Regions from separate parts of the Homo sapiens genome. Here region 2 is linked to region 1. Evidence: chromatin loops called from intact Hi-C (ENCODE). Cell type or tissue: natural killer cell. All regions are shown on one strand. Each heading gives the region's core, and the rest is flanking DNA. Links, peaks and the distances in the headings are about the cores only.

The links. A loop is a pair of places that touch in the nucleus more often than their neighbours do. Peaks named below come from ENCODE experiments on the same cell type or tissue, not always from the same donor. Only the 100,000 strongest peaks of a DNase experiment are listed, where the experiment ranks them.
Region 2: a loop joins it to region 1, with 11 times the contacts of the local background. A loop is called at or near these places in 2 of 110 quality-filtered maps.

The regions. Positions count from the first base shown.
Region 1 is chr1:13,223,362-13,238,462 of GRCh38, reverse strand. PRAMEF18 (PRAME family member 18) reads left to right here and starts at 12,309. Exons shown (of 3, transcript NM_001099850.2): 1 at 12,309-12,643; 2 at 13,030-13,608; 3 at 14,558-15,101. The coding sequence starts at 12,357. In natural killer cell, for the core only: CTCF peaks have their summits at 9,922 and 10,130; a DNase peak (open chromatin) is centred at 10,012.
Region 2 is chr1:13,370,679-13,385,500 of GRCh38, reverse strand. It overlaps PRAMEF19 (PRAME family member 19), which reads left to right and starts at 13,554. Exons shown (of 3, transcript NM_001099790.5): 1 at 13,554-13,887; 2 at 14,274-14,822. The coding sequence starts at 13,601. In natural killer cell, for the core only: no CTCF peak of the experiment used is centred there; no DNase peak of the experiment used is centred there.

The DNA.
Region 1 (15,101 bases), core at 7,102-15,101:
GTGGATACCCTGATGTCAGGAGATCGAGACCAGCCTGGCCAACATGTTGAAACCCTGTCCCTACTAAAAATACAAAAATCAACTGGGCATGGTGGCCCACGCCTGTAATCCCAGCTACTTGGGAGGTTGAGGCAGGAGAATGACTTGAACCTGGGAAGCAGAGGTTGCAGTGAGCCGAGATGGCGCCACTGCACTCCAGCCTGGGCGACAGAAGGAGACTCCGTGTCAAAAAAAAAAAAAAAAAAAAAAAAAAGAGTGGCCAAGTGTCGGATGGCCACTCTGACAGGAGAAGCAGCATCAGGCAGTTGGTTGCTATGAGTGGTAGATTCTTAAAGAGCTGGTTTCTGTTTGACCCTTAAGGAAGAAAGGCTAATGGTGGTTAGCAAGGGAGGGGGTATAGTGAAGCTTGTGGACCCCCCCCGCCCAACATCTCGTTCTCCTTGAGAACTCAGTTTTCAAGGATAACTGGGGTTTCCTCTTGACCAACAGGGGGTCTGTTTCTTCAGTTAGGGGGCTTAGAAATTCACTGTTATTTCTCATTTTCCCCCCTGTTCATCAGGATATGCCAGAAGCAGCATCAATGGCCAAAGTTTTAATTTGTCTCATGTGGATGACAGGGTGGCGGAGCTACCTGCCTTGGTCCACCCAGCCCCTAGGTGGGACTCCTATGGACGTGAGATTCAGAGCCAAAAGACTTACAGCCAATTAAAGCATCCTAGGCCAGATGAGCGTGGCGGTGGGCAGGCATGCATCAACACTTAAAACCTTTTAGGCAACATAAGCCTAAAACCAAAGCCAAAAAGCAAGCTTACAAAAATGGACTTATCTATAAGTTCTATGCATTGAGCTACTGCAACCTTGGTTTTAGTTAGACTTGTAGCAATTAGCTATAAACATAAACATTTCCCTGAAACCACTTAAGGTAAGGAATTTAGAGACTTCTGTGTCCCACAGCATTTTTTTGTGGTTTCTTTTGTAATCTGTCCTAAAGTGGCCAAAAAAGTCTTTATCATATCTCCATTTGCATAAACCCAATAGTGAGAACAACTATACCCAAAAGGCTTTATCACCACCTGTCTTGATATCCTCTTGGTGATTCTCCTTTAATGCTCTAGAAAGCAGGAATTTTTCCATAATTGGAATGGATGGATAATGACCCAGGAGGAAAAGTCCCTCAGTTGCCAAATGTTGAGGCATCTGTGTGCCCATTCTTCTTTTTTTGGATACGGAGTCTTGCTCTGTCACCAGGCTGGAGTGCAGTGGCACGATCTCAGCTCACTGCAACCTCTGCTTCCTGGGTTCAAGGAATCTCCTGCCTCAGCCTCCCAAGTAGCTGGAACTACAGGCATCCCCCACCACACCCAGCTAATTTTCGGTAGAGACAGGGTTTTACCTTGTTGGCCAGCAATAAGGAAATGATTCAGAACAGCTGGGCTCCCAACTAAACCCACCCTCAATCCTGGAAACTCGGCCCTAAGTGAAAACAGCTAACCCCATTTTTCTGCCCAAATGATTGCCCTTTTGGCCTTCCTCACACCCTATCCTGGGCCCATAAAAAGACCAGCTGGCAGAGCAACACAAGCGGCTGCTGCAAGTGGTTGGGGATGCAAGATGCTGAGCATCGGAATACAAGTGGCTGAACGTTGGGGATACAAGCAGATGAGCATTAAAGCCTACAGAGAGATGCAGCTAACTTCAGATGGTGTGGCTTCAGGGGAAGATCACCTTCTTGCTGCACCATCCCCTTTCTTTTTTTTTTTTTTTTTGAGACGGAGTCTCACTCTGTTGCCCAGGCTGGAGTGCAGTGGCGTGATCTCAGCTCACTGCTCACTGCAAGCTCTGCCTCCTGGGCTTAAGAGATTCTCCTGCCTCAGCCTCCCAAGTAGCTGGGATTACAGTCACCCGCCACCACGCCCAGCTAATTTTTTTGCATTTTTATTTGAGATGGGGTTTCACCATGTTGGCCAGGCTGGTCTCGAGCTCCTGACCTCAGGTGATCCATCTGCCTCAGCCTCCCACAGCCTTCCAAAGTGCTGGGATTACAGGCTTGAGCCACTGCGCCTGGCAGCACCATCCCCTTTCTAACTCCCCTTTCCACTGAGAGCCACATTTATCACCCAATAAAATCCTTCACTTATGCTACTCTTTAAATAGCTAATGTGACCTGGTTCTTCCTTTACACCGAATAAGAACTTGAGTGTCAAAAAGGGCAGGTGCGGGAAGCTGTCACTCTGACCATACACTGAGCTGTTCACACTCAGCCATCCACAGACTGCAGCCGGAGTGAAACAAACCACTCTAGTTCCTGCCCATGAAGAAGGTCAAAGTCAAGGGAACAATCCTGTCTCAGGAACACACTTTACTGGACAGGTTATCAAACACTTAAAGAAGATTTTACAAATTTAGTGGCACTACCATTGCCCTTGTTTTTCTCAGCCTTCTACAAAGGTTGAATGAACAAATGGTATCTTGAAACTAAAATTAGCTAAATCAGGCTGGGCACGGTGGCTCACATCTGTAATCCCAGCACTTTGGGAGGCCGAGGCGGGTGGATCACTTGTCAAGAGTTCGAGACCAGCCTGGCCAACACGGTGAAACCCCTTCTTTTCTAAAGGTACAAAAAGAAGCTGGGCATGGTGGTGCATGCCTGTATTCCCAGCTACTAGGGAGGTTGAGGCAGGAGAATCACTTGAACCCAGGAGGCAGAGGTTGCAGTGAGCCGAGATCGCACCATTGTACTCCGGTCTGGCAGACAGAGGAAGACTCTGTCTCAATAAAAATAATAATAAAAATAAAATAAAATTAGCTACATCTACAGGGAAGACTAGATTACACTAACCGAAAGTTTTTTTTTGTTTTTTATTTTTGAGACGGAGTCTTGCTCTGTCACCGAGGCTGGAGTGCAGTGGCATGATCTTGGCTCACTGCAAGCTCTGCCTCCTGGGTTCATGCCATTCTCCCGCCTCAGCCTCCTGAGTAGCTGGGACTACAGGCACCTGCCACCACGCCTGGCTAATTTTTTTTCTATTTTTAGTAGAGATGCGGTTTCACCATGTTAGCCAGGATGGTGTCGATCTCCTGACCTCATGATCTGCCCGCCTCGGCCTCCCAAAGTGCTGGGATTACAGGCGTGAGCAGCCGTGCCCTGCTAACCAAAAGTTTTACTACTGAATTTTTTTTTTTTTTTTTTGAGATAGAGTCCCCCGGCCGGGCGCGGTGGCTCACGCCTGTAATCCCAGCACTTTGGGAGGCAGAGGCAGGTGGATCATGAGGTCAGGAGATCGAGACCATCCTGGCTAACACAGTGAAACCCCGCCTCTACTAAAAATACAAAAAATTAGCCGGGCGTGGTGGCGGGCGCCTGTAGTCCCAGCTACTTGGGAGGCTGAGGCAGGAGAATGGCGTGAACCTGGGAGGCGGAGCTTGCAGTGAGCCGAGATTGCGCCACTGCACTCCAGCCTGGGCAGCAGAGCGAGACTCCGTCTCAAAAAAAAAAAAAAAAATGAGATAAAGTCTCCCTCTGTCACCAGGCTGGAGTGCAGTGGCACCATCTCTGCTCACTGCAACCTCTGCCTCCCGGGTTCAAGCGATTCTCCTGCCTCAGCCGTCCAAGTAGCTGTAACTACTGGTTTACACCACCATGCCGGGCTAATTTTTGTATTTTTAGTAGAGACGGGGTTTCACCAAGTTGGCCAGGCTGGCCTCGAACTCCGTACCTCAAGTGATCCTCCCACCTTGGCCTTCCAAAGTGCTGGGATTACAGGTGTAAGCTACCGTGCCTGGCCTCAAACTGAACATTCTCAAAGTTCTACTGTTCAAAGTTTAGCTTCTTTCACTAAGCAAATCAATTGCTGGCTATGTAAACATTTTTTTTTTAATCTTTGTTTTTGTTTTCCTTTTTCGAGACAGGGTCTTGTTTTGCAACCCAGGCTGGAGTGAAGTGGCACGATCACGGCTTATTGCAGCCTTGACCTGCCAGTCTCAATCAATCCTCCAAATCAATCTCCTAAATAGCTAGGATTACAGGTGTGTGCCACCACACCTGGTTAGGTTTTGTGTTTTTTTATTTTTTTGTAGAGACAGGGTTTCACCATGCTGCCCTGGCTGGTCACTAACTCCTGGCCTCTGGGCTTAAGCAATCTGCCTGACTCGGCCTCCAAAAGTTCTGGGATAACAGGTGTGAGCCACCAAGCAGGGCCTGGAAATTTATTTCTGTGCATAGAAAACCTTAGTGCAACTGGGTTGATCTAGGCAGTGTTCCAGACTCCCTCTGTAATCAGACTCTTTGGTTTGACACACATTATGGAGATTGGAAGCCAATGTGTAAGGGAAATAGATATAAAATTAGAACATGACCACTACTTAGGAGGCTGCAGCAGAAGGATCACTTGAGTCCAGGAGTTCAAGGCTGCTATGAGCTATGATTATGCCACTGAACTCTAGCCTCGGCAACAGAGTGAAGAAGACCTTATCTCAAAAAACAAAACAAAATAAAACAAAAACAAAAACAAAAACAAACAAACAAAACAACAGTCAGAGGTAGTAGTTCATGCCTGTAATCCCAGCACTTTAGGAGGCTGAAGAGGGCAGATCACTTGAGATCAGGAGTTCAAGACCAGCCTGGTCAACATGGTGAAACCCCATCTCTACTAAAAGTACAAGAAAAATTAGCTGGGTGTAGTGGCAGGCCCCTGTAATCCCAGCTAATTGGGAGGCTGAGCCAGGAAAATCGCTTGAACCCAGCAGGTAGAGGTTGCAGTGAGCCGAGATGGCAACACTACACTCCAGCCTGGGCAACAGAGTGAGACTCTGTCTCAATCAAAGCAAAACAAAACAAAGCAAAACAAAACAAAACAAAACAACAAAACAAAACGAAACAATACATGAGCATGATCATGTTACCCTCTACTACGTAATCAACGTCTTACTAAAACCAGACATTGGTGGCCGGGCACAGTGGCTCTCATCTGTTATCCCAGCATTTTGGGAGGCCGAAGCAGGCAGATCACCTGAGGTCAGGAGTTCAAGACCAGCCTGGCCAACGTGGTGAAACTCCGTCTCTACAAAAAATACAAAAAAATCAGCTGGGCATTATGGCGAGTGCCTGTTATTCCAGCTACTTGGGAGGCTGAGGCAGGAGAATCGCTGGAACCTGGGAAACAGAGGTTGCAGTGAGCTGAGATGGTGCCATTGCACTCCAGCCAGGGTAACATAACAAGACTCCGTCTCAATAAAAAACCCAAAAAACAAAAAACTAAAAAACTAGACATTGGTTTAATGGAAACATGAGAGGCAAAGGGATTGTCTCTACAGTTCTACTATATGAAATAAATAATAGCTTCTTTTGTTTGTTTGTGTTGTTTTTGTTTTTTTGAGACAGAGTCTCACTCTGTTGCCCAGGCTGGAGAGCAATGGCATGATCTTGGCTCACTGGAACCTCTGCCTCCTGGGTTCAAGCAGTTCTCCTGCCTCAGCCTCCAAGTAGCTAGGATTACAGGTGCTCTCCACCACACCTGGCTAATTTTTTGTATTTTCAGTAGAGACGAGGTTTTGCCATGTTGGCCAGGCTGGTCTGAAACTCCTGAGCCCTAGTGATCCATCCACCTTGGCCTCCCAAAGTGTTGGGATTACAGGCGTGAGCCACTGCGCCCGGCCAATAGTTTGGTTTATTAGATGCATCAATAATCAGGGCATTTTGTAGAGGAACCTACTTATCCTTTAATGGAGATAGCATGCAATGGCTACTTCATCTAATTCATTAAAATACTTTTTCTTCCTACATTTATTTATTTATGTATTTATTTTATTTTATTTTTTTTGAGATGGAGTTTCACTCTTGTTGCCCAGGCTGGAGTGCATTGGTGTGATCTCAGCTCCACACCTCTGCCTCCCTGGTTCAAGCGATTCTCCTGCCTCAGCCTCCCTAGTAGCAGGGATTACAGGCATGTGCCACCACGCCCGGCTAATTTTGTATTTTTAGTAGAGATGGGGTTTCTCCATGTTGGTCAGGCTGGTCTTGAACTCCCGACCTCAGGTGATCCACCCACCTCGACCTCCCAAAGTGCTGGGATTACAGGTGTGAGCCACTGTGCCCAGCCTTATTTATTTATTTATTTATTTATTTATTCATTTATTTATAAGACAGGTTCTCACTCTGTCACCCAGGCTGGAGTGCAGTGGCAGATCTCAGCTCACTGCAACCTCTGCCTCCTGGGCTCAAGTGATCCTTCCACCTCAGCCCCCCAAGTCACTGAGAGTACAGGTGCATGCCACCATGCCCAGCTAATTTTTGTATTTTTTGTAGAGATGAGGTTTTGCCACATTGCCCAGGCTGGTCTTGAACTCCTGGACTCAACAATCTGCCCACTTTGGCTTTCCAAATGCTGGGATTACTGGTGTTAACCACCATGCTTGCTCCTCTATCCCAATTTAAACCACAATCACACAATCTGGTGTCAATGGAAATTAAGGCTGTTGAGGGAGAAATAATTTGATACAAGTTTATTGGAAGCTGAATGTGAGAATTGACCCAGGAACATACAGCAACAAAGTGGGTGTGTTCCAAAGTCTATTATAAGTTGGAATGCTTTCATGAGAGAGTGTAGAAGGCAGTGGGACTCCTCATAGCTGAGTTGTCCTTCAGTGATGGGTACAACACAGAGGTTACAATCATTGACCAAGGTTGACAATGAACAGGCCAAAATGCTTGAAGTGCAAGACAGTTAAACTTCATGATCAAAATCAAATCAGCGTCCTTCTCAATGTCAGAAGGTGAAGCCTTTGTCAGTACTTGAAGAGTTTGAGAAGCTCATGATCAGATGATTTACTCAGGGACAGGATGTAAGCCATGAATCCTAAGCCCTTCCCCAGATGGTTGGTTTGGAAGCCCGCCAACTGTGATTTGCAGGTTTTTGTTTTTGTTTTTGCTTTTTTGAGATGGAGTCTCACTCTGTCACCCAGGGTGGAGTGCAATGGTGCAGTCTTGGCTCACTGCAATGTCCACCTCCCTTGTTCAAGCAATTCTCCTGCCTCAGCCTCCCAAGCAGCTGGGATTACAGGCATGCCCCAACACACCTGGCTAATTTATATATATGTATATATTTTTTAGTAGAGATGGGGTTTCACCATGTTGGCCAGGCTGGTCTTGAACTCCTGGCCTTAGGTGATTCTCCCGACTTGGCCTCCTAAAGTGTTGGGATTACAAGTGTGAGCCACCAAGCCTGGCCGATCTGCAGGATTTCACTGGCAATGTGCAGACGTAGCTATGATGAAGAATAACCATGACCGTCCCATTACCTCCGACTGGTGGAGAATGGGATCCTTTGACCCTTTCTCACCCTAAAACTGGGTTACTCATCTGTGTGTCAACAAAAATATGGTGTACTTAACAGACAGAGAAAGAGACTCAGTAAAAAAGGATTTTTTTCTTATGAAATGAGCAAAGCAATGGGAATAGGTGTGAGACTATTCAGGGAGGTCAAGGAAGACAAGGGTTTTGAAAGGAAAAATAAGGAGGATTACATAAGTGGTTCTGAAGGCATCCTCCTTGGCCATAAGGATCACAGTTAAGGTGGCATTGGCCAATGTTGGAAAGAGTCTCCCTCATGCCCACAAAAACCCAACACATTGACCATGCCTTGGTTCAATCTCAAGGTCCCATTGGAACACTAAGCCCAACCCAGCCCAGCCCAGCCACCACCCTTACTTCTCTTTGTAATTGTTACCTGATTTCCTCCAGAGAAACCTGGAACAAAATCTTGAGACCAATCACACCCTTAGTGGTACCTCTCTTCCACACAAATGAGCATACGATTTCCTCATATGGGTAACTTAAATCCCAAATGACCAATATATACACGAACATTTAAATTCAATTTTGTAGGGATAAAACCACTGCCTTCATGAAGCTGTTTTTTGTTTTGTTTGTTTTTGTTTTTGATACAGGCTCTGTCGCTCAGCCCAGAGGGCAATAGATTGATCTAGGCTCACTGCAACCTCTGCATCGTGGGGATCAAAAAATGGATCTTCCCATTTCAGCCTCCAGAGTAGCTGGGACCACAGGTGTGTGCCACCATGCTTCACTGATTTTTTTTTTTTTTTTGAGATGGTGTCTCCCTCTGTCACCCAGGGTGTAGTGCAGTGGCATGATCTTGGCTCACTGCCACCTCCACCTCCCGGGTTCAAGTGATTCTTCTGCCTCAGACTCCTGAGTAGCTGGGACTAGAGGTGCATCCCACCATGCCCAGCTAATTATTGTATTTTTAGTAGAGACGGGGTTTCACCGTATTTGCCAGGCTGGTCTCGAACTGCTGACCTCATGATCTGCCTACCTTGTCCTCTCAAAGTGCCAGGATTACAGGCTTGAGCCACCGCACCTGGCTTATAAAGTTTAAACTCTGAAATATTTTTATTTTTATTTATTTATTTATTTATCTTGAGACTGAGTCTTGCTCTGTCACCCAGGCTGGAGTGCAGTTGTGCGATCTTGGCTCACTGCAAGCTCCGCCTCCCAGGTTCTTGCCATTCTCCTGCCTCAGCCTCTGGAGTAGCTGGGAATAAAGGCACCCACCACCATGCCTGGCTAATTTTTTGTATTTTTGGTGGAGACAGGGTTTCAGTGTTAGCCAGGATGATCTCGATCTCCTGACCTCGTGATCCACCCGCCTCAGCCTCCCAAAGTGCTGGGATTATAGGTGTGAGCCACAGTGCCTGGCTGAAACCTTTTATAATTTTGTTTTGTTTTGCTTTTTGAGGCAGAGTCTCTCTCTGTCACCTAGGCTGCAGTGCAGTGGCATGATCTTGGCTCACTGCAACCTCCGCCTCCTGGGTTCAAGTGATTCTCCTGCCTCAGCCTCCTGAGTAGCTGGGACTACAGGCGCCCACCACCACACCCGGCTAATTTTTGTATTTTTAGTAGAGACAAGGTTTCACCATGTTGGCCAGGATGGTCTCGATCTCCTGACTTCGTGATCCACCGCCTGGGCCTCCCAAAGTGCTGGGATTACAGGCATGAGCTACCGCGCCTGGCCCATTTTGATAATTTTGATGGGGCCAAAGATTTCCCCAACATTAATCTTTTTAGGTTTTGTTTTTCTCTCTAATGTCAGGAACAGAGTGAGAGTTCCCTGTCTCACACTCAGGACAAAGAAGGTCACATACTGGTAAATTCCATCAGTGTTTGTTAGGGTGGAAGTCAAGAATTCACTCATTAATGCCCTCCAGAAGCAGAGATGGAGTGGTAGTAATATGTGACCTTCCTAGTCCTGAGTGGAAGACAGGGAAGGGTTCAACCTATTCCTGAGATTAGACAGAAAAGCAAAACCGGAAAATATTATGGTTGGGAGTTCTTTGGTGACATCAAAATCATCAAAATGAGTTCTTGACTTCCACCCTAATTACAGTGCTTTCAGTTTCATGATTGGATATCTGATTCAATCCATTATTCTGCAGAAAGCCAAAACTTCAATCAGGCTTAACTGGGTGGAATTCAGAAATCCCATCAGGCATCACTTTCTGATAGGAATCTGGAAGTTGATAAAGGAGGTGGGATTAGGAAAGTCCAAGAAAGTTGCTGGGAGCCGTGGCTCATGCCTGTAATCCAGCACTTTGGGAGGCTGAGGGGGAGGGTGGGTCATGAGGTCAGGAGTTCCCAAGACCAGCCTGGCCAATATGGTGAAACACCATCTCTGCTAAAAATACAAAATTAGCTAGGTGTGGTGGCGCATGCCTGTAATTCCGGCTACTTTGGAGGCTGAGACAGGAGAATCACTTGAATCCAGGAGGTGGAGGTTGCGGTGAGCCGAGATCACGCCATTTTACTCCAAACTGGGCAACAAGAGCAAAACTCCATCTCAAAAAAACAGAAAGGTCCAAGAAAGCTTGTGAACATCCACAGAAGAAACCCCAAGCTGTGGTACCTGGAGTTATTGCTTGATTCTCCAAGAGGTCCGAGCAGACTGCAAAGTGAGTCCAGATCTGGTAAGTCAGGTACCTTCACAAGGGCACTCCTATGACCCACAGTCAGCCAGTAGAGGGCGACATGAAGGCCAAGGTGGCACAGAGAATTTTCTTGCCTGTTTTTCAGATGAACAGATGTAGGCTTTAATTTTTTCTCTAATGCAGTTTTATCTCTTCACTCCAAATATTTTATTTGTGTTTAGTTTATGTCATTTCAAATGTTTTTTTTTTTTTTTTCTGAGATGGAGTCTTGCTCTGTCACCCAGGCTGGAGTGCAATGATGAGGTCTCGGCTCACTGCAACCTCTGCCTCCTAAGTTCAAGCAATTCTCCTGCCTCAGCCTCCTGAGTAGCTGGGATTACAGGTGCCCACCACCATGCCCGGCTAATTTTTGTATTTTTAGTAGAGACAGGGTTTCACCATGTTGGCCAGGCTGGTCTCGAACACCTGACCTCGTGATCTGCCCACCTAGGCCTCTCAAAGTGCTGGGATTATAGGTGTGAGCCACCATGCCCAGCTTCAGAGTTCCAAATCAAGCAGTTGAAAAATAATGCAATTGACTGAAGTCTTTTTTTTTTTTTCTTTGAGACATTGTCTTCCTGCGTCATTCTTGGTGGAATGCAGTATTGTGATCTCGACTCACTGCAACCTCTGCCTTCTGGGCTCAAGCCATCCTCCCTACTCAGAAGTTCTAGCCTTCTGAATAGCTGGAATTCAGGCATGCACTAGTATAACTGGCTAATTTTTTTGATTTTGTTTTTTTCTTTTTTTTTTTTTTTTGAGAGAGAGTCTCACTCTGTTGCCCAGGTTCGAGTGCAGAGGCATGATCTTGGCTCACTGCAAATTCTGCTTCCCGGGTTCAAGTGATTCTCCTGCTTCAGCCTCCCAAGTAGCTGGGACTGTGGGTGTGTGCCACCACACCTGGCTAATTTTTGTATTTTTAATAGAGATAGGGTTTCACTATGTTGGCCAGGCTGGTCTTAAACTCCCAAACTCAGGCGATCTGCCCGCCTCAGTCTCACAAAGTGCTGAGATTACAGGTGTGAGCCACCGTGCCAGGCCTATTATTATTATTTTTTATAGTGATGAGGTCTTGGTTTGTTACCTAGGCTGGTCTGGGACACCTAGATTCAAGCAAACCTCCCACTTTGCCTCCTAAAGTCTTGGGATTACAGGCATGAGCCAACATGACTGGTCTCATACACCATTTTCAAGAATGGAGTCTTTGTTCTGAATGTGGGATCCATTTGTTTCTCTAGACTCCATTCCAAAGTGGGTAATATTTTATTTATTTATTTATTTTATTAAGACAGAGTCTTGCTGTTCTGCCCAGGCTAGGGGTACAGTGGCAGAGTCTCAGATCACTGTAACTTCTGCTTCACAGACACAAGCCATCCTTCCACCTCAGCCTGCAGAGCAGCTGGGACTACAGGTGTGCGCCATCACATCCATCTATTTTTTGTATTTTTTTGGAGAGACAGGGTCTCACTATGTAGCCCAGGCTGGTCAGCAACTCCAGGGCTTAAGTGATTGTTCTGCCTTGGCTTGCCAAAGTGTTGGAATTACAGCTGTGAGCCTCCATGTGTGGCCCCTCATTACTCTTTTGAAAGTGAACATAATGGTGTCTAATTAAAAATATCCCTTTAGTCTCTCCCAGCCAAGTTCACTGTGGGAACTGAGACTGTAGACTGTTTGGGGCCACAGGAGACTCCCATTACCATTGTTTTATTGTTTTATTTTATTTATTTATTTTTTTGAGACTGAGTCTCGCTCTATTGCCCAGGCTGGAGTGCAGTGGCACTGTCTGAGCTCACTGCAACCTCCGCCTCCTGGGTTCCAGTGATTCTTGTGCCTCAGCCTCCCGAGTAGCTGGAGTTACAGGCACCTGCCACCATGCCTGGTTACTTTTTGTGTTTTTAGTAAAGACTGGGTTTCACCTTGTTGGCCAGGCTGGTCTCTAACTCCTGACCTCAAGTGAGCCACCCGCCTTGGCCTCCAAAGTGCTGGGACTACAGTTGTGAGCCACCAAGCCCAGCCACATGACCATTGCTTTAGATCCTTAAATTGAGAAGACATTTTTTTCTCAAAAAAGGAGCTGAGCTTTGAAGATTCTTGGTAACACTTCCCAGAGCTAATAGAGTTGGGTGGAGAAATTAATGAAAATTCATGGAGTAGGAGTGATCTTGCCCGTTCCTTGGAGGTTGGGAGACACTCTTCTTGGTACCAGAAGGGCAGAACTATGTCTCTGTGGCCAATTATTGCAGAGTCGAATTGGGGTAAACTAAGGACTTTCACACCTGCCAGAGTAGTGACTTTTGGCCCAGGAGAAGTCAGGGTGTGAGAGGACTGGCCTGATAAGTTTGTCTTCTCTGGATTTGTTTTCTTGCAGATTTATCAGGATGAGCTTCCAGGCCCCACGCAGACTCCTGGAGCTGGCAGGGCAGAGCCTGCTGAGGGACCAGGCCTTGGCCATCTCCGTCCTGGATGAGCTGCCCAGGGAGCTCTTCCCCCCACTGTTCGTGGAGGCCTTCACTAGCAGACGCTGCGAGGTTCTGAAGGTGATGGTGCAGGCCTGGCCCTTCCCCTGCCTCCCTCTGGGGTCCCTGATGAAGACGCCTGATCTGGAGATCTTACATTATGTAGTGGATGGGATTGATTGCCTGCTTGCCCAAAAGGTTCGCCCCAGGTGAGGTGACCCAGGTGGGGAGGGCCCAGGTGTCCAGGGACTAAACAGCTGGGTCAGACAAATTGGGAACCCGGGGTGGCCCAGGGGCTTCTGATGGTGCCAGTGAGAAAGCTGGGAACGTTCTTGGCTATTGCCCAGCTCCTCTGGGAAAGGACTGCTCACCATACAGGGTCCACTGAGGAAACAGGAACCTGCCTGCTCCCAGTGGAAGGTAAAGGCACTAGAAGTGGGTACCAGGCAGAATCCAAGGGGGAAAGGGATGGAGAAGAGACAGAAGGAGGGGCGCTGAGGAAAAAAGCAGCTGAAGTCCTTGATGTGGAGTGAAAGCCCAGGTCAGGGGTGGGTCCTTGTCTACGTTCTGAGCTTTTCCCCTATGTTACTCACAGGAGGTGGAAACTTCAAGTGCTGGAAATGCGGGATGTTGATGAGAATTTTTGGACCATATGGTCTGGAGCCAGGCTCCTGTCCTGCTCCCCAGAGGCCATGAGTAAGAGACAGACAGTGGAGGACTGTCCAAGGACAGGAGAGAAGCAGCCCTTGAAGGTGTTCATGGATGTTTGCCTCAAGGAAAAATTCATGGATGAAGATCTGAGCTTCTTCTCTGGGTGGGTGCAGCACAGAAGAGGTTCAGTACACCTGTGCTGTACTAAGGTGGTGAATTATTCAATGAGCATTCTAAATTTCAGAAACATATTGGAAACAGTATACCCAGACAGTATCCAAGTGTTGGAAATTTGGAACATGTGCTGGCTGTGTATGATAGTAGAGTTTAGCCGTTACCTGAGCCAGATGAGGAATCTTCGCAAACTCTTCATCTCTGATGGCTGTCGTTACCTGCTAAGCTCTGACAGCCAAGAACAGTTAGTTGCTGAATTCAGCTCTGTGCTCCTCAGGCTGGAGAACCTCCAGATGCTTTATGTAAGAAGGGTCTGCTTCTTCAGAGGCCACCTGGACCAGCTGATCAGGTGAGGAAGGATGGTGAGCTTTCTCTGGGGGCCATAGCACAGCCTTTTTTTGTTACAATAAACACCAATCAGCATCTACTGTGTGCCAGCCACTGGAGATGTCTAGGGAAGGGGACACTAGAATGCATTGTCCTGTTTGGTGCTCTATATCCTGAAGTGGGTATCACAGGATCGCTCCAGTAAGGGCAGAGGGATGACCTGGGGTAGAAGCTACAGAGAGGGACATCGTGTAGGGAGCTGGTTAGTGGAGGGTTCAGCTCTAGTGAGGGTGAATTCCTTTTAGGAATTCCTTGTTAGGAAGTGTGTTTAAAGTTAATATGATAAAAAAGAGGCAACAGAGGGGAGGGTGTAAAAGAAGAGAAAGTGCACCAAACCTGTGTGTTTCACAGAGGAAGCTCTGTCCTCACAGCTTAGTGAACATGAATGATCCTCTCTCTGATTCCCTGTCTGTAAAAGGTTGTTTTGAACTCCAGGAAAGGTAAGTGACATGGGAAATGCGTGCTTCTGGGATGGAGGTGAGGGAATAGGCACGAGAGTGGTACAAAGTGACAGGTGGTTTGCAGATGTGGCCATGTCAGGGAGCCTCTGAAAGCAGGTAGCCCTAGCTGATGTCCCTAGACCTTGCTCAGGTCAGTTCTTTGGGCATCTCTTCCACTGGGCTCCTGTGGCCCAGAGATGAAGCTTTCTGCTGGAAGATGAAGAAAAGAGGCTTTAGAGATTTTATGGCCTTGAACCAATCACACCAGTGATGGTGAAAGGACTGAGCCTAAAATGGGACTGCCTCTGAATGATCCAAGTCCTCATCAGGCAGCACCTTGCGGGAGGACCATGATTAGATGATGAGAACAAACTTGTGTTTGGGCAAAACAGGCTCTTCCCTTGACGTTATTTTCTACCACCGTCCTCTAACTGGTGCCATTGCCCAGTACTAACTTCTTGCTCTCCCCAGGTGCCTCAGGAGCCCGTTGGAGACATTGGCATTAACTTATGGCTTCCTAGAAGAAGAGGACTTGAAATGCCTGCCCCGGTACCCAAGTCTCAGTCAACTGAAGCAGCTGAATCTGAGTCATGGTGCACTGCGCTTCATCCGTCTTGAGCCCCTCCGAGCTCTGCTAGAGAAAGTTGCTGCCACTCTTCAGACCCTCTTCTTAGTGGACTGTGGGATTGGGTACTCCAAACTCAGGGTCATCCTGCCTGCCCTGAGCCGCTGCTCCAACCTCACCACTTTCTGTTTTCACGGCAATGACACGTCCATGGATGCTCTGAAGGACCTGCTGCGCCACACAGGCAGGCTGAGCAATTTGAGCCTGGAAACATATCCTGCCCCTCGGGAGAGTCTTGACAACAGGGGTCGTGTCATTTTGGAGCTCCTCACCCCACTTCAGGCTGAGCTGATGCGTATACTGAGGGAAGTAAGGGAGCCCAAAAGGATCTTCTTTGGTCCGGTGTCCTGCCCTTGCTGTGGCACGTCGCCCACTGAGCAACTGGAGTCC
Region 2 (14,822 bases), core at 6,823-14,822, 150 kb before region 1:
AAACACTGATGGAATTTACTAAGGGACTGACTGATAAGGTGGGTGGTGTGTGTCTGTAATCCCATTGAGGAATTCATATTGAGGAATTATTTTCTTATTTTGCTGAGAATATTTTTAAAATCCTGAATGAGTCATTGAATTTTTTCAAATGTTTTTCCTACATCAGTTAAGATGATCATTTTCTGGTGCTTTTATTCTATTTATTTGTTTAAATACATTGGTTGAATTCAAATGTTCAACTAATTGTGCATTTTTTTTTTTTTTTTTTTTTTGGGAGACAGAGTCTCGCTCTGTGGTCCCGGGTGGAGTGCAGTGGTGTGATCTCGGCTCACTGCAACCTCCATCTCCCGAGTTCAAGCGATTCTCCTGCCTCAGCCTCCTGAGTGGCTGGGATTACAAATGTGCACCACCACGCTTTGCTAAGTTTTGTATTTTTACTAGAGACAGCGTTTCCCATGTTGCCCAGGCTGGTCTTGAACTTGTGATCTCTGGTGATCTGCCCACCTCGGCCTCCCAAAGTTGTTGGGAGTGCAGGTGTGAGCCACTGCGCCTGGCCCAATCATGCATGTTTGGTTGATATTCAAATGTTAAAACCATTTTCATTGTCCCTTTGGTCATTTTTATAAATTGTTGGAAGACACATAGGTGGATGGGATTGGAAGGAGAAGAGTGGAGAGACAGGTGGCCCTAAAGTGGGTGGAAGGTACATATGCCTTCATTTTACTGAGGACTAAGGTCTGAATTTTTTATCTTGCCCAAATTCCTACTGAGTCTACAGAGTCATGCCCCAAAATCATAAATTTCCATCAGATGAGTTTTTTTTAGCCCTGTATATGGTGACTTACTTTCCAATCTGACTCTGGCGTAACATCCTGTGACAGAGGAGAAAGTCAAGATATTTTGCCCCAAGGCATGTTTCTTTGCCATATCTTGAAATGGCCCTGCAAAGCTGTCCTTTATGGGGGAAAATCTGCATCTGTAAAGAATCTCTATTAACACAGCTAGATCTTTTTCTTGCAGGCCCTCCCAGTCCTGAAGAGATGGACTGTCTGGTAATTTTAAGGGTCTGAATAGGAAACATCTGTCATCTGTTGTCTCGAAGGGTGGCCACTATGAGATTTCAAAAGAACCTCGGTCTCCACAATCTTTTATTTCACCCTGACCATTTCCTTTCTATGGATCCCCGGTCTTTAGACAAACTCAACCAATTGTCAACCAGAAAATGTTTAAATTTACCTATAGCCTGGAAGCCCCCGACCCTTCAGTTGTCTCTCCTTTCTGAGCTAAACCAATGTAATTCTTTTCTTTTCTTTCTCTCTCTCTTTCTTTCTTTCACATGGATTCTCACTCTGTCGCCCAGGCTGAAATGCAGTGGTGTGCTCTTGGCTTACTGCGATCCCTGTCTCCTGGGTTCAAGTAATTCTCCTGTCTCAGCCTCCCGAGTAGCTGGGAATACAGGCACACACCATCACGCCTGGCTAATTTTTGTATTTTTACAAAAATTAGACGGGGTTTCACCATGTTGGCCAGGCTGGTCTCTAACTCCTGTCCTCAGGTGATCCACCTGCCTTGGCCTCCCAAAGTGCTGGGACTACAGGCGTGAGCCACCATGCACCCAGCCATGTATTTCTCTTTTCTTTCTTTCTTTCTTTTTTTTTTTTGAGATGGAGTGTCACTCTGTCGCCCAGGCTGGAGTGCAGTGGTGCGATCTCAGCTCACGGCAAACTCCACCTCCCAGATTCAAGCAATTCTTCTGCCTCAGCCTCCTGAGTAGCTGGGATTAAAGGCGTGTAGCACCATGCCAGGCTAATTTTTGTATTTTTAGTAGAGATGGGGTTTCAGCATGTTGGCCAGGCTGGTTTCGAACTCCTGACCTCAAATGATCCGCCCACCTCGGCCTCTCAAAGTGCTGAGATTACAGGCGTGAGCCACAGCGCCCGGCGGACCGGCCATGTATTTGTTAGATGTATTTAATTGATGTCTCATGTTCCCCTAAACTGTATAAAACCAAGCTGCGCCCCAACCACCTTGGGCATGTGTTCTCCAGACCTCTTGAGGGCTGTGTCATGGGCCATGGTCATTCATATTTGGCTCAGAATAAATCTCTTCACATATATTACAGAGTTGAACTGTTTTTGTCGACATTAGTATTATATTTTTCTACTGCTTACATATTATATGTGTGTATTTATTATATACCGTGTTCTGTTGGTATGTATCATTTATTTTACTACTTATTCATTTTAAGTTTGGAAGGGAGAGCTTTATTTTTCATAAAAGGTGGCCATGGCCAGGCAAGGTGGCTCACAGCTGGAATTCCAGCACCTGATCCCAGTGGGTGGATCACCTGAGGTCAGGAGTTCGAGACCAGCCTGGCCAACATGTTGAAACCCTGTCCCTACTAAAAATACAAAAATCAGGTGGGCATGGTGGCCCACGCCTGTAATCCCAGCTACTTGGGAGGCTGAGGCAGGAGAATCACTTGAACCTGGGAAGCAGAGGTTGCAGTGAGCCGAGATGGCGCCACTGCACTCCAGCCTGGGCGACAGAAGGAGACTCCGTGTCAAAAAAAAAAAAAAAAAAAGAGTGGCCAAGTGTCGGATGGCCACTCTGACGGGAGGAGCAGCATCAGGCAGTTGGTTGCTATGAGTGGTAGATTCTTAAAGAGCTGGTTTCTGTTTGACCCTTAAGGAAGAAAGGCTAATGGTGGTTAGCAAGGGAGGGGGTATAGTGAAGCTTGTGGACCCCCCCCGCCCAACATCTCGTTCTCCTTGAGAACTCAGTTTTCAAGGATAACTGGGGGTTCCTCTTGACCAACAGGGGGTCTGTTTCTTCAGTTAGGGGGCTTAGAAATTCACTGTTATTTCTCTTTTTTTTTTTTTTTGAGACGAGTCTCACTCTGTCGCCCAGGCTGGAGTGCAGTGGCACGATCTCAACTCACTGCAACCTCCACCTCCCGGATTCAAGCAGTTCTCTGCCTCAGCCTCCTGAGTGGCTGGGATTACAGGCGCCCACCACCACGGCTGGCTAATTTTTTTGTATTTTTAGTAGAGACGGGGTTTCACCATCTTGGTCAGGCTGGTCTTGAACTCCTGACCTTGTGATCCACCCACCTCGGCCTCCCAAAGTGCTGGGATTACAGGCGTGAGCCACCGCGCCCGGCCCTGTTATTTCTCATTTATCCCCCTGTACATCAGGATATGCCAGAAGCAGCATCAATGGCCAAAGTTTTAATTTGTCTCATGTGGATGACAGGGTGGCGGAGCTACCTGCCTTGGTCCACCCAGCCCCTAGGTGGGACTCCTGTGGATGTGAGATTCAGAGCCAAAAGACTTACAGCCAATTAAAGCATCCTAGGCCAGATGAGCATGGCGGTGGGCAGGCATGCATCAACACTTAAAACCTTTTAGGCAACATAAGCCTAAAACCAAAGCCAAATCAAGCTTACAGAAATGGACTTATCTATAAGTTCTACGCATTGAGCTACTGCAACCTTGGTCTTAGTTAGACTTGTAGCAATTAGCTATAAACATAAACATTTCCCTGAAACCACTTAAGGTAAGGAATTTAGAGACTTCTGTGTCCCACAGCATTTTTTTGTGGTTTCTTTTGTAATCTGTCCTAAAGTGGCCAAAAAATGTCTTTATCATATTTCCATTTGCATAAACCCAATAGTGAGAACAACTATACCCAAAAGGCTTTATCACCACCTGTCTTGATATCTTCTTGGTGATTCTCCTTTAATGCTCTAGAAAGCAGGAATTTTTCCATAATTGGAATGGATGGATAATGACCTAGGAGGAAAAGTCCCTCAGTTGCCAACTGTTGAGGCATCTGTGTGCCCATTCTTTTTTTTTTTTTTTTCCTTGGATACAGAGTCTTGCTCTGTCACCAGGCTGGAGTGCAGTGGCATGATCTCAGCTCACTGCAACCTCTGCCTCCCGGGTTCAAGGAATCTCCTGCCTCAGCCTCCCAAGTAGCTGGAACTACGGGCATCCCCCACCACACCCAGCTAATTTTCGGTAGAGACAGGGTTTTACCTTGTTGGCCAGCAATAAGGAAATGATTCAGAACAGCTGGGCTCCCAACTAAACCCACCCTCAATCCTGGAAACTCGGCCCTAAGTGAAAACAGCTAACCCCATTTTTCTGCCCAAATGATTGCCCTTTTGGCCTTCCCCACACCCTATCCTGGGCCCATAAAAAGACCAGCTGGCAGAGCAACACAAGCGGCTGCTGCAAGTGGTCGGGGATGCAAGATGCTGAGCATCGGAATACAAGTGACTGAACGTTGGGGATACAAGCAGATGAGCATTAAAGCCTACAGAGAGATGCAGCTAACTTCAGATGGTGTGGCTTCAGGGGAAGATCACCTTCTTGCTGCACCATCCCCTTTCTTTTTTTTTTTTTTTTTTTTTTGGAGACGGAGTCTCACTCTGTTGCCCAGGCTGGAGTGCAGTGGCGTGATCTCAGCTCACTGCTCACTGCAAGCTCTGCCTCCTGGGCTTAAGAGATTCTCCTGCCTCAGCCTCCCAAGTAGCTTGGATTACAGTCACCCGCCACCACGCCCAGCTAATTTTTTTGCATTTTTATTTGAGATGGGGTTTCACCATGTTGGCCAGGCTGGTCTCGAGCTCCTGACCTCAGGTGATCCATCTGCCTCAGCCTCCCACAGCCTCCCAAAGTGCTGGGATTACAGGCTTGAGCCACTGCGCCTGGCAGCACCATCCCCTTTCTAACTCCCCTTTCTACTGAGAGCCACATTTATCACCCAATAAAATCCTTCACTTATGCTACTCTTTAAATAGCTAATGTGACCTGGTTCTTCCTTTACACCGAATAAGAACTTGAGTGTCAAAAAGGGCAGGTGCGGGAAGCTGTCACTCTGACCCTACACTGAGCTGTTCACACTCAGCCATCCACAGACTGCAGCCGGAGTGAAACAAGCCACTCTAGTTCCTGCCCATGAAGAAGGTCAAAGTCAAGGGAACAATCCTGTCTCAGGAACACACTTTACTGGACAGGTTATCAAACACTTAAAGAAGATTTTACAAATTTAGTGGCACTACCATTGCCCTCATTTTTCTCAGCCTTCTACAAAGGTTGAATGAACAAATGTTATCTTGAAACTAAAATTAGCTAAATCAGGCTGGGCACGGTGGCTCACATCTGTAATCCCAGCACTTTGGGAGGTCGAGGCGGGTGGATCACTTGTCAAGAGTTCGAGACCAGCCTGGCCAACATGGTGAGACCCCTTCTTTTCTAAAGATACAAAAAGTAGCTGGGCATGGTGGTGCATGCCTGTATTCCCAGCTAATAGGGAGGCTGAGGCAGGAGAATCACTTGAACCCGGGAGGCAGAGGTTGCAGTGAGCCAAGATCGCACCATTTTACTCCAGCCTGGGTGACAGAGGAAGACTCTCTCTCAAAAAATAAATAAATAAATGAATAAAAATAAAATTAGCTACATCTACAGAGAAGACTAGATTACCCTAAACAAAAGTTTTACCACTGATTTTTTTTTTTTTCAGATGGAATCTCACTTTGTCACCAGGCTGGAGTGCAGTAGCACTGTCTCTGCTCACTGCAACCTCTGCCTCCTGGGTTCAAGAGATTCTCCTGCCTCAGCCTCCCAAGTAGCTGTAACTATTGGTTTATGCCACCATGCTGGGCTAATTTTTGTATTTTTGGTAGAGATGGGGTTTCGCCATGTTGGCCAGGCCGGCCTCAAACTCCTTACCTCAAGCGATCCTCCCACCTTGGCCTTCCAAAGTGCTGGGATTACAGGTGTGAGCCACAGTGCCTGGCCTCAAATGGAACATTTTCTAAGTTCTACTGTTCAAAGTTTAGCTTCTTTCACTAAGCAAATCAAATTGCTGGCTATGTATACATTTTTTTTAATCTTTATTTTTGTTTTTCTTTTTCGAGACAGGGTCTTGTTTTGCAACCCAGGCTGGAGTGAAGTGGCACGATCACGGCTTATTGCAGCCTTGACCTGCCAGGCTCAATCAATCCTCCAAATCAGTCTCTTAAATAGCTAGGATTACAGGCGTGTGCCACCACACCTGGCTAGGTTTTGTGTTTTTTTATTTTTTGTGGAGACAGGGTTTCACCATGCTGCCCTGGCTGGTCACTAACTCCTGGCCTCTGGGCTCAAGCAATTTGCCTGACTCGGCCTCCAAAAGTGCTGGGATTACAGGTGTGAGCCACCAAGCAAGGCCTGGAAATTTATTTCTGTGCATAGAAAACCTTAGTGCAGCTGGGTTGATCTAGGCAGTGTTCCAGACTCCCTCTGTAATCAGACTCTTTGGTTTGACACACATTATGGAGATTGGAAGCCAATGTGTAAGGGAAATAGATATAAAATTAGAACATGACCACTACTTAGGAGGCTGCAGCAGAAGGATCACTTGAGTCCAGGAGTTCAAGGCTGCTATGAGCTATGATTATGCCACTGAACTCCAGCCTGGGCAACAAGAGCGAAACTCCGTCTCAAAAAAATAAAATAAAATAAATACATAAATAAATAAATGTAGGAAGAAAAAGTATTTTAATGAATTAGATGAAGTAACCATTGCATGCTATCTCCATTAAAGGATAAGTAGGTTCCTCTACAAAATGCCCTGATTATTGATGCATCTCAGCTCACCACAACCTCTGCCTCCCAGGTTCAAGCGATTCTCCTGCCTCAGCCTCCCTAGTAGCAGGGATTACAGGCATGTACCACCATGCCAAGCTAATTTTGTATTTTTAGTGTTGATGTGGTTTCTCCATGTTGGTCAGGCTGGTCTTGAACTCCTGACCTCAGGTGATCCACCTGCCTCAGCCTCCCGAAGCGCTGGGATTACAGGCGTGAGCCACTGCGCCCAGCCTTATTTATTTATTTATTTATTTATAAGACAGGTTCTCACTCTGTTACCCAGGCTGGAGTGCAGTGGCAGATCTCAGCTTACTGCAACCTCTGCCTCCTGGGCTCAAGTGATCCTTCCACCTCAGCCCCCCAAGTCACTAAGAGTACAGGTACATGCCACCATGCCCAGCTAATTTTTGTATTTTTTGTAGAGATGAGGTTTTGCCACATTGCCGAGGCTGGTCTTGAACTCCTGGACTCAACAATCTGCCCACTTTGGCTTTCCAAATGCTGGGATTACTGATGTTAACTACCATGCTTGCTCCTCTATCCCAATTTAAACCACAATCACACAATCTGGTGTCAATGGAAATTAAGGCTGTTGAGGGAGAAATAATTTGATAAAAGTTTGTTGGAAGCTGAATGTGAGAATTGACCCAGGAACATACAGCAACAAAGAGGGTGTGTTCCAAAGTCTGTTATAAGTTGGAATGCTTTCATGAGAGAGTGTAGAAGGCAGTGGGACTCCTCATAGCTGAGTTGTCCTTCTTCAATGATGGGTACAACACAGAGGTTACAATCATTGGCCAAGGTTGACAATGAACAGGCCAAAATGCTTGATGTGCTAGACAGTCAAACTTCATGATCAAAATCAAATCAGTGTCCTTCTCAATGTCAGAAGGTGAAGACTTCATCAGTACTTGAAGAGTTTGAGAAGCTCATGATCAGATGATTTACTCAGGGACAAGAAGTAAGCCATGAATCCTAAGTCCCGAGATGGTTGGTTTGAAAGCCCGCCAACTGTGATTTGCAGGTTTTTGTTTTTGTTTTTGTTTTTGCTTTTTGAGATGGAGTTTCACTCTGTCACCCAGGCTGGAGTGCAATGGCGCAGTCTTGGCTCATTGCAATGTCTGCCTCCCTGGTTCAAGCAATTCTCCTGCCTCAGCCTCCCAAGCAGCTGGGATTACAGGCATGCCCCAACACACCTGGCTAATATATATATATATTTTAGTAGAGATGGGTTCACCATGTTGGCCAGGCTGGTCTTGAACTCCTGGCCTTAGGCGATTCACCCACCTCAGCCTCCTAAAGTGTTGGGATTACAAGTGTGAGCCACCAAGCCTGGCCGATCTGCAGGTTTTCACTGGCAATGTGTAGATGCAGCTATGATGAAGAATAACCATGACCGTCACATTACCCCCGACTGGTGGGGAATGGGATCCTTTGACCCTTTCTCACCCTAAAACTGGGTTACTCATCTGTGTGTCAACAAAAATATGGTGTACTTAACAGACAGAGAAAGACGCTCTGTAAAAAAGGATTTTTTTCTTATGAAATGAGCAAAGCAGTGGGAATAGGTGTGAGACTATTCAGGGAGGTCAAGGAAGACAAGGGTTTGGAAAGGAAAAATAAGGAGGATTACATAAGTGGTTTTGAAAGCATCCTCCTTGGCCATAAGGATCACAATTAAGGTGGCATTGGCCAATGTTGGAAAGAGTCTCCCTCCATGCCCACAAAAACCCAACATGTTGACCATGCCTTGGTTCAATCTCCAGGTTCCATTGGAACACTAAGCCCAACCCAGCCCAGCCCAGCCACCACCCTTACTTCTCTTTGTAATTGTTACCTGATTTCCTCCAGAGAAACCTGGAACAAAATCTTGAGACCAATCACATCCTTAGTGGTACCTCTCTTCCACACAAATGAGCATATGATTTCCTCATATGGGTAACTTAAATCCCAAATGACCAATATATACACGAACATTTAAATTCAATTTTGTAGGGATAAAACCACTGCCTTCATGAAGCTGTTTTTTGTTTTGTTTGTTTTTGGTTTTGATACAAGCTCTGTTGCCCAGCCCAGAGGGCAGTGGATTGATCTAGGCTCACTGCAACCTCTGCATTGTGGGGATCAAAAAATGGATCTTCCCATTTCAGCCTCCAGAGTAGCTGGGACCATAGGTGTGTGCCACAATGCTTCACTGATTTTTTTTTTTTTTTTTTTGAGATGGAATCTCCGTCTGTCCCAGGCTGTAGTGCAGTGGCATGATCTTGGCTCACTGCAACCTCCACCTCCCGGGTTCAAGTGATTCTTCTGCCTCAGACTCCTAAGCAGCTGGGACTACAGGCACGTGCCACCATGCCCAGCTAATTATTGTATTTTTAGTAGAGACGGTGTTTCACCATATTTGCCAGGCTGGTCTCGAACTGCTGACCTCGTGATCTGCCTACCTTGTCCTCTCAAAGTGCTAGGATTACAGGCACGAGCCACCGCGCCTGGCTTATAAAGTTTAAACTCTGAAACATTTTATCTTTATTTATTTATTTATTTATTTGTCTTGAGACTGAGTCTTGCTCTGTCACCCAGGCTGGAGTGCAGTGGCGCGATCTTGTCTCACTGCAAGCTCCGCCTCCCAGGTTCATGCCATTCTCCTGCCTCAGCCTCTGGAGTAGCTGGGTCTACAGGCGCCCGCCACTATGCCTGGCTAATTTTTTGTATTTTTAGTGGAGACAGGGTTTCACTGTTAGCCAGGATGATCTCCATCTCCTGACCTCGTGATCCACCCACCTTGGCCTCCCAAAGTGCTGGGATTATAGGCATGAGCCACCGTGCCTGGCTGAAACCATTTATAATTTTGTTTGTTTTGCTTTTTGAGGCGGAGTCTCTCTCTGTTACCTAGGCTGCAGTGCAGAGGCACGATCTTGGCTCACTGCAACCTCCGCCTCCTGGGTTCAAGTGATTCTCCTGCCTCAGCCTCCTGAGTAGCTGGGACTATAGGCGCCTGCCACCACACCCGGCTAATTTTTGTATTTTTAGTAGAGACAGAGTTTCACCATGTTGGCCAGGATGGTCTCGATCTCCTGACTTCATGATCCACCCGCCTGGGTCTCCCAAAGTGCTGGGATTACAGGCATAAGCTACCGCGCCTGGCCCATTTTGATAATTTTGATGGGGCCAAAGGTTTCCCCAACATTAATTTTTTTAGGTTTTGTTTTTCTGTCTAATGTCAGGAACAGAGTGAGAGTTCTGTGTCTCACACTTAGGACAAAGAAGGTCACATACTGGTAAATTCCATCAGTGTTTGTTAGGGTTAGGGTGGAAGTCAAGAATTCACTCATTAATGCCCTCCACAAACAGAGATGGAGTGGTAGTAATATGTGACCTTCCTAGTCCTGAGTGGAAGACAGGGAAGGGTTCAAACTATTCCTGAGATTAGACAGAAAAGCAAAACCTGAAAATATTATGGTTGGGAGTTCTTTGGTCACGTCAAAATCATCAAAATGAGTTCTTGACTTCCACCCTAATTACAGTGCTTTCAGTTTCATGATTGGATATCTGATTCAATCCATTATTCTGCAGAAAGCCGAAACTTCAATCAGGCTTAACTGGGTGGAATTCAGAAATCCAATCAGGCATCACTTTCTAATAGGAATCTGGAAGTTGATAAGGGAGGTGGGATTAGGAAGGTCCAAGAAAGGTGCTGGGCGCTGTCCAGGTGTGGTGGCGCATTCCTGTAATTCCAGCTACTTTGAACGCTGAGACAGGAGAATCACTTGAACCCAGGAGGTGGAGGTTGCGGAGAGCCGATACCACGCCATTGCACTCCAAACCGGGCAACAAGAGCGAAACTCCGTCTGAAAAAAAAAGAGAAAGGTCCAAGAAAGCTTGTGAACATCCACAGAAGAGACCCCGAGCTGTGGTGCCTGGAGTTATTGCTTGGTTCTCCAAGAGGTCTGAGCAGACTGCAAAGTGAGTCCAGATCTGGTAAGTCAGGGACCTTCACAAGGGCACTCCTATGACCCACAGTCAGCCAGTAGAGATGGCGACATGAAGGCCAAGGTGGCACAGAGAATTTTCCTGCCTGTTTTTCAGATGAACAGATGTAGGCTTTAATTTTTTCTCTAATGCAGTTTTATCTCTTCACTCCAAATATTTTGTGTTGTAGTTTTTATGTCATTTCAAAGGTTTTCTTTTTTTTTTTTCTTTTCTGAGATGGAGTCTTGCTCCGTCACCCAGGCTGGAGTGCAATGATGCGGTCTCGGCTCATTGCAACCTCTGCCTCCTGGGTTTGAGCAATTCTCCTGCCTCAGTCTCCTGAGTAGCTGGGATTACAGGTGCCCGCCACCATGCCCGGCTAATTTTTGTATTTTTAGTAGAGACAGGGTTTCACCATGTTGGCCAGGCTGGTCTCGAACACCTGACCTCGTGATCTGCCCACCTAGGCCTCCCAAAGTGCTGGGATTATAGGCATGAGCCACGGTGCCCAGCCTCAAAGTTCTGAATCAAGCAGTTAAAAAATAATGCAATTGACTGAAGTCTTTTTTTTTTTTTTTTTTTTGAGACAGTGTCTTGCTGCGTCATTCATGGTGGAATGCAGTGTTTTGATCTCGACTCGCTGCAACATCTGCCTTCTGGGTTCAAGCAATCCTCCCTACTCAGAAGTTCTAGCCTTCTGAATAGCTGGAATTCAGGCGCGCACCAGTATAACTGGCTAATTTTTTTGTTTTTTTCTTTTTTTTTTTGAGATGGAGTCTCACTCTGTTGCCCAGGTTCGAGTGCAGAGCGCGATCTTGGCTCACTGCAACTTCTGCTTCCTGGGTTCAAGTGATTCTCCTGCTTCAGCCTCCCAAGTAGCTGGGACTATGTGTGTCTGCCACCATGCCTGGCTAATTTTTGTATTTTTTTTTTTTTGAGACGGAGTCTCGCTCTGTTGCCCAGGCTGGAGTGCAGTGGCGTGATCTCGGCTCACTGCAAGCTCCGCCTCCCGGGCTCACGCCATTCTCCTGCCTCAGCCTCCCAAGTAGCTGGGACTACAGGGGCCCGCCACCACGCCCAGAGAATTTTTTGTTTTTTTAGCGGAGACGGGGTTTCACCGTGTTAGCCAGGATGGTCTGGATCTCCTGACCTCGTGATCCACCCGCCTCGGCCTCCCAAAGTGCTGGGATTACAGGCGTGAGCCACTGCTCCCGGCCTAATTTTTGTATTTTTAATAGAGATGGGGTTTTACTATGTTGGCCAGGCTGGTCTTAAACTCCCAAACTCGGGTGATCTTCCCACCTCAGTCTCGCAAAGTGCTGAGATTACAGGTGTGAGCCACCGTGCCGGGCCTATTACTATGTTTTTTTATAGTGATGGGGTCTTGGTTTGTTACCTAGGCTGGTCTGGGACACCTAGATTCAAGCAAACCTCCCACTTCGCCTTCCAAAGTCTTGGGATTACAGGCATGAGCCAACATGACTGGTCTCACACACCATTTTCAAGAATGGAGTCTTTGTTCTGAATGTGGGATCCATTTGTTTCTCTAGACTCCATTCCAAAGTGGGTAATATTTTATTTATTTATTTATTTTATTAAGACAGAGTCTTGCTCTTCTGCCCAGGCTGGGGGTACAGTGGCACAGTCTCAGATCACTGTAACTTCTGCTTCCCAGACACAAGCCATCCTTCCACCTCAGCCTGCAGAGCAGCTGGGACTACAGGTGTGCGCCATCACATCCATCTATTTTTTGAATTTTTTTGGAGAGACAGGGTCTCACTACGTAGCCCAGGCTGGTCGGCAACTCTATGGCTTAAGTGATTGTTCTGCCTTGGCTTGCCAAAGTGTTGGAATTACAGCTGTGAGCCTCCATGTGTGGCCCCTCATTACTCTTTTGAAAGTGAACATAATGGTGTCTAATTAGAAATATCCCTTTAGTCTCTCCCAGCCAGGTTCATTGTGGGAACTGAGATTGCAGGTTGTTTGGGGCCACAGGAGACTCCCATTACCATTGTCTTGTTGTTTTGTTTTGTTTTTCTTTTTGAGACTGAGTCTCGCTCTATTGCCCAGGCTGGAGTGCAGTGGCACTATCTCAGCTCACTGCAAACTCCACCTCCTGGGATCAAGCAATTCTTGTGCCTCAGCCTCCTGAGTAGCTGGAGTTACAGGCACCCGCCACCATGCCTGGCTACTTTTTGTATTTTTAGTAAAGACTGGGTTTCACCTTGTCGGCCAGGCTGGTCTCTAACTCCTGACCTCAAGTGAGCCGCCCGCCTTGGCCTCCAAAGTGCTGGGACTACAGTTGTGAGCCACCAAGCCCAGCCACATGACCATTGTTTTAGATCCTTAAATTGAGAAGGCATTTTTTCTCAAGAAAGGAGCTGAGCTTTGAAGATCCTTGGTAACACTTCCCAGAGCTAATAGAGTTGGGTGGAGCAATTTTTTTTTTTTTTTGAGACAGAGTCTCACTGTCGCCCAGGCTGGAGTGCAGTGGCGCAATCTCGGCTCACTGCAGGCTCTGCTCCCTGGGGTTCATGCCATTCTCCTGCCTCAGCCTCCAGAGTTGTTGGGACTACAGGTGCCCGCCACCTCGCCTGGCTAATTTTTTGTATTTTTAGTAGAGACGGGGTTTCACCATGTTAGCCAGGATGGTCTCGATCTCCTGACCTCGTGATCCGCCCGCCTCGGCCTCCCAAAGTGCTGGGATTACAGGCGTGAGCCACCGCGCCTGGCCAGGGTGGAGCAATGGATGAAAATTCATGGAGTAGGAGTGATCTTGCCCGCTCCTTGGAGGTTGGGAGACACTCTTCTTGGTACCAGAAGGGCAGAACTATGTCTCTGTGGCCAATTATTGCAGAGTCGAATTGGGGTAAACTAAGGACTCTTTCACACCTGACAGAGTAGTGACTTTTGGCCGAGGAGAAGTCAGGGTGTGAGAGGACTGGCCTGATAAGTTTGTCTTTTCTCTGGATTTTTCTTGCAGATTTATCAGGATGAGCTTCCAGGCCCCACGCAGACTCCTGGAGCTGGCAGGGCAGAGCCTGCTGAGGGACCAGGCCTTGGCCATCTCCGTCCTGGATGAGCTGCCCAGGGAGCTCTTCCCCCGACTGTTCGTGGAGGCCTTCACTAGCAGATGCTGCGAGGTTCTGAAGGTGATGGTGCAGGCCTGGCCCTTCCCCTGCCTCCCTCTGGGGTCCCTGATGAAGACGCCTGATCTGGAGATCTTACATTATGTAGTGGATGGGATTGATTGCCTGCTTGCCCAAAAGGTTCGCCCCAGGTGAGGTGACCCAGGTGGGGAGGGCCCAGGTGTCCAGGGACTAAGCAGCTGGGTCAGACAAATTGGGAACCTGGGGTGGCCCAGGGGCTTCTGATGGTGCCAGTGAGAAAGCTGGGAACGTTCTTGGCTATTGCCCAGCTCCTCTGGGAAAGGACTGCTCACCATACAGGGTCCACTGAGGAAACAGGAACCTGCCTGCTCCCAGTGGAAGGTAAAGGCACTAGAAGTGGGTACCAGGCAGAATCCAAGGGGGAAAGGGATGGAGAAGAGACAGAAGGAGGGGCGCTGAGGAAAAAAGCAGCTGAAGTCCTTGATGTGGAGTGAAAGCCCAGGTCAGGGGTGGGTCCTTGTCTACGTTCTGAGCTTTTCCCCTATGTTACTCACAGGAGGTGGAAACTTCAAGTGCTGGAAATGCGGGATGTTGATGAGAATTTTTGGACCATATGGTCTGGAGCCAGGCCCCTGTCCTGCTCCCCAGAGGCCATGAGTAAGAGACAGACAGTGGAGGACTGTCCAAGGACAGGAGAGAAGCAGCCCTTGAAGGTGTTCATGGATGTTTGCCTCAAGGAAAAATCCGTGGATGAAGATCTGAGCTTCTTCTCTGGGTGGGTGCAGCACAGAAGACGTTCAGTACACCTGTGCTGTACTAAGGTGGTAAATTATTCAATGAACATTCTAAATTTCAGAAACATATTAGAAACAGTATACCCAGACAGTATCCAAGTATTGGAAATTTGGAACATGTGCTGGCCGTGTATGGTAGCAGAGGTTAGCCGTTACCTGAGCCAGATGAAGAATCTTCGAAAACTCTTCATCTCCGATGGCTGTGGTTACCTGCCAAGCTTTGAGAGCCAAGGACAGTTAGTTGCTGAATTCAGCTCTGTGTTCCTCAGGCTGGAGTACCTCCAGATGCTTTATATGAGAAGGATCCGCTT